Linked DNA regions of Homo sapiens: region 2 is linked to region 1. The links are chromatin loops, found by intact Hi-C in ENCODE. Cell type or tissue: mammary epithelial cell. All regions are shown on one strand.

Region 1 (2,500 bases):
CAAATTTATGCTAAAATAATTTAGCATAAACAAATTTATGCTAAAATAATGGTCAGTGTTAACCACCTTCTATTTATTCTGACTATAAGTTTTGTGTGAGAAATGTAAGTTAAGTATGTGCCCTTTGGCTGCACCAACATATATATAGAGAAGTATCTAGAAAAACCAAAAAGGATAGATTAGTTTTGAAGAGAAGTCTACATTGCCACACTATTTACTAATTTAGGTTCGGCCATGACCTTGTAAGGAGACCTGCACATTTGGATCATCAGTCCTCCTAAATGTGCATGTTAGTATGTTTCTGGTTGCAAGAAAGAGCCAATCTCAGTTTATCTTAATTCATTATTGCAGATATCTATGGCTATATAATAAACCATTCCTAAATTTTGTGACTTCAAACAACAACAGTTTATTATTTCTTATAATCCTGAGGGTTGGCAGGATGGTTCTTCTGTTGCATGTAGTTTAAAAAGTCACTGGCTCAGCTATTTTTGGCTGGGAGCTCAGCTGGGGCCAGAGAGTCCAGGATGGTCTCTCATCTCCCAGGGTCTCTTTCCACTGGCTTCTCATCATCTAGTAGTATGGCTCATACTTCCCAGAGGGAACATTACAAGAGGATAAGCTGCAGTGTGCAAATGGTCATCACACCTCTTTTCACATATTGCTTGCTAAAAATCCCACTGGCCAAAGCATGTGACATGGCCAAGCCCACAGCCATTGTGAGAGTTGACTATGCAAGGGCATGGATACTGGGAAGGGTGCTTCCTGGGGCCACCAATGCAACAGTCTACCTGCCATATTAATGAAATTTTGTTGTAGAATACACAAGACTGGAGAAGGACAGGAAGATGTCTCAACCTCAGTCACTAGTGTGGCAAACTTCACAGAGAATTGGAACATTGTTTGGGGTACCAAGAGATTTACAGGCCTGGTGATTATAATGCAAGAGTAGTAGGTGCTTGTTATCACCTATCCAGTGTTCTGGTGATGTCATGGCCACTCAGCTCTTCTCTGTTTCTGTTTCTATTGATCCTCTGCTGCCCACTGGCTTCATTCTGCACTGGATGCCTCATATCTTTTGCTTACTCATGCTTGCTCCTACTGCCTTGCCTCTATTTGACCTTTGGCTTTTGTTCCTGCTCCAAACCGCTGACTCACTCTCTCTCTGTCTCACATTCACCCTCTCTATGACAAAGGAATTTGTTACCACTTAGTTGGTCACTCTTCAGTGCCTCACAAGCAGCCAAGTCAACTCACAGGCTCTACATGGCTCCCTGCCTTTGTTCAGACAAAGGCTGAACACCCACCCTGATTCTTTTTGCCTTGGTCAGAGTGATGAGGTCAATGCAGAAGAAAGACTGTGAGCATGGCAGGCATTCAGAGTGGAGCAGTCTCCTCCCCACTCTGTTTAGTGAATTGTGATTGGATTGGAAGGTGGGATAAAGAAGGAAATTCCCTTTCGTTTGCAAAGAACTAGTTCGTTCCTCTTTTTCCCCAACCATCTTTCCTTTTCCAATCAGCTCTCTCATCCCAGAAGCCAATCCTGACAACTGTCATCAGATAGCTGGCTGGACAAGCCTGGAAAGTGTGGAACAGGTGCCATCCTTGGTCAGGGTTGCTATTAGTCTCACACACATGAGCTTTTCATTAACTATGCTTCATCATTTGTCTTAGATCTCTCAGTTACATCATTGCCTCATATTGTTCTATTTTCTTTCTTGTTACTGCTGTGCTAAGTAAAAGAGATGTGAAAAATCCTGTATTCAGATGATCATGTGTGTTGCAAATAACTGGATTTCACTCCAAAAGACCTTGGTATCTTTGATAATCTAATGTCAGTGTCCCAAAAGCTTTTTAATAATTTTCTAAATCTAAAATGTCCTTAAATTATTGCTTAATATATTTTTATGTTTCTTTATGCCTGAACTCTCTCTGGAAGGATTCACAAAACTTGGTAATAATGACTGCTTCCTAAGGGAGAAAGGGGGTTGCTGGTTGCTTACTTTGCATTCTGTGGTCTTTTGTACTTTATGAATATTGTACCATGTACACACACTGCCTACTTTTAAAATTAACTTTTTAAAGTACATCTTGTCTACATAGTCTTAAATTGTTCTTCCTTTAGAAGGCCAGGGCCCGCATGTGGTAGAAGTCCATGGGGTCCTATTCACATAGAATCTGGTGTGAAGAAGCTCCTAAAGTTGTGCCATGGGCAACACTGTGAAGATCTTCTATAGATATTCAGAAACCGTTAGAGGTTTTCTTTTTTTAACATCAGTAACTAAACTTGGTAATTCTGTTTGCTTATTGACTAATTAAAAAATAAGAGGATATAGGAGGGAGGGAAATGCTAGGGACCTCTCGGGGTGAGGCAGTGTGAGATGGCTAAAAGCTCCAGAACCTTCCGGAACTGGAGCTCTAGATCTGGTACTTCACATATCACGTGACATTTAAGCAGGTGACACCATCCTACACCTTGAATTCCTTATCAGTAAGTTAA
Region 2 (2,500 bases), 65 kb after region 1:
TTGGTTCCAGGATGCCCTGCCTTGGATACCCAAATCTGCAAATACTCAAGTCCCACAGATAGCCCTATGGAACCCTCCTATATGAAATATCAGCCCTCCATGTCCGTGGGTTTTGCACCCAGGAATACTGTGTTTTCCATCTTCTTTGGCTGTAGATGCAGAACCTGCAGATGTAGAGGGCTGACTGTATTTTGGGGGGAAAAAAAAATCCAAGTGTAAGTGGACCCATGCAGTTCAAACCCGTGTTGTTCAAGGGTCAATTGTACTTTTTAAAAAATCGTGTTTTCCTACTCACTGATGGTGGGAGGATCCCTTGAGTCAAGGAATTTGAGTCTAGCCTGGGCAACATAGCAAGATGCCATCTCTTAAAAAAAAAAAATCTCTCACAAAGTCAAACAGATACCCCAAAATCTGTGTTCAAGCCTTAATAATCCATAGAATAGGTCTGCAGTATGCTTCAAGCCAAAATTATTAGAGAGAGTCATATTTATGGATGAAATTAAAAATAACATTGATACTTCTACCACTTCCCTGTCCTTTTCCTAGTCCCAATGGTGGCTCCTGGGAACGTGCGTGTGAATGTGGTGAACAGTACCTTAGCCGAGGTGCACTGGGACCCAGTACCTCTGAAAAGCATCCGAGGACACCTACAAGGCTATCGGGCAAGTGAAAGGGGACCTTTTGTGGCTTTATTTAGTAAGGGCTGCAGCGAATGCCACTTGTCATGCATACCACAGGAGGTGGGGCTTATTTGTTTCATTGCTTTGTGAACTTGTGGACTGAAGAGTTCATTTCGCTCATTGCCTCAGGTAGCCACTGCCAGAGTTGACTTGAAATCTCACTGCATCCAAAATTAAAAAAAAAAAAAGTTTTCTCCATTTTTCCCACTGATGATCTAACATTCTACCAACTAAGTATGTATACAAAATGGGGAAAATTAATTTTTTAAAGACCTAGAATATTACCAACTCTAGCTAGCTTTAAAGCAATATGGACCACATGTGTTGAACACACAAAATTATCCTGATAATCATTTAGGCATTTTTAAAATAATTCAGAATATACTTTAAGACCATATACTCTTAGCTAGGTCATTCTTATAAATATCCATTATCTTTGTTCTTGAGAAGTACTGAAAGATAAATATCCATTATCTTTGTTCTTGAGAGGCACTGATTTCATATTTTTTACTGATAGGCAGCCAAGCGTACAGTCACTACTTTGATTTGTTAAGCCTGACCCCTAGAGGTCACTTTTTGTACTACATCACATTCAACTTTTTTTTTTTCCCCCTAGCATTGCCAGATTCCATGTAAATGTTGACTTCTCCTGAAAATGCCTTTAAATTCATAAGAATTTAAGAAGACTTAGTAAACAACAATTCTGGATTTGTGACCAAAATTAATCAGTACTTTCTTATCCATCTCTCCAAAACCTGTGCCTGCAATCGAATACAAAAAAAAGTATTTTAAACTAAGTGATACAGTTTGATTTAGTGGAAAAATTCTAGACTTTCAGTGGAGGATCCCCTGTGGCTCTTGATACCTCTGTGGCTGTGAAAGTCACTTAGTAGCCCACACGTTCATCTGCACCATATGAATAACAGTAATAAAAGCCTCACTGTGGTGTTTACAATCACTACATGATAGGTTGTACGTGAACATGTATTAATTCTGGAAAAATATGTAAACATTGGGCAGTAATTTTTATTTTTAGAATATTTTATACAAGTAAAAGACTTAAATCCTATTGTCCTCCATTTGCCTCATGTTCTAGAGAAAACCACATGGGTCTCGTGCTGTTTTCATTTTCCTTAGACTCCTACGACAAAGTAGTGTAGCCCAGCTTTGTCATGTGGCTGTAATTTAATTTCCCTCATGATCTATGGGCTTCTATTCCTCTTGCCTCAGAATCAATATCCATCAGTTTTGCTAGTAATTTTCTTCTAAAATATACCAACGGAATTTTCTGGAAAAACAACAGTTTCAATTTTGTGAGCATAAGGAATCTTGTTTGCTCCTTTCTGCATTCCTGACTTTCGTTCTTGCTGTTTCAGATTTACTATTGGAAGACCCAGAGTTCATCTAAAAGAAACAGACGTCACATTGAGAAAAAGATCCTCACCTTCCAAGGCAGCAAGACTCATGGCATGTTGCCGGGGCTAGAGCCCTTTAGCCACTACACACTGAATGTCCGAGTGGTCAATGGGAAAGGGGAGGGCCCAGCCAGCCCTGACAGAGTCTTTAATACTCCAGAAGGAGGTATGGAATGGACGTGTCTCTAAGATCTCAGGAACATATGGCATGGCCTGAGAGGTTTTGCCTGACAGAAGGGCTACTGATCAAAGTATATTCTGGAAGCCAAATGTGATTGAAATTTCTATAGATGAATACAGCACACACAAAGCTACCAAAATGTCAGATCATATGTGGGCCTAAGTGTACATAGAAGGCTTCAGAACCCAAAATGCTGCTCTGAAATGCCCTCTCCCGTGACTTAA

Evidence for each region. A loop is a pair of places that touch in the nucleus more often than their neighbours do. Peaks named below come from ENCODE experiments on the same cell type or tissue, not always from the same donor. Only the 100,000 strongest peaks of a DNase experiment are listed, where the experiment ranks them.
Region 2: it touches region 1 in a loop (5-fold over the local background); 3 of 110 quality-filtered maps call a loop at or near these places.

What each region holds. Positions count from the first base shown.
Region 1 is chr7:108,245,101-108,247,600 of GRCh38, reverse strand. All of the region lies in intron 3 of NRCAM (neuronal cell adhesion molecule), which reads left to right. Among named protein-coding and RNA genes, the nearest start is that of LAMB4, 120 kb to the right of the region's middle. RefSeq lists an enhancer at 520-1,719. In mammary epithelial cell, a CTCF peak has its summit at 1,042; a DNase peak (open chromatin) is centred at 1,180; H3K27ac peaks cover 2,352 bases.
Region 2 is chr7:108,179,984-108,182,483 of GRCh38, reverse strand. It overlaps NRCAM (neuronal cell adhesion molecule), which reads left to right. Exons shown (of 33, transcript NM_001037132.4): 24 at 547-662; 25 at 2,057-2,261. Among named protein-coding and RNA genes, the nearest start is that of LAMB4, 51 kb to the right of the region's middle. RefSeq lists an enhancer at 423-1,215. In mammary epithelial cell, a CTCF peak has its summit at 1,232; no DNase peak of the experiment used is centred here.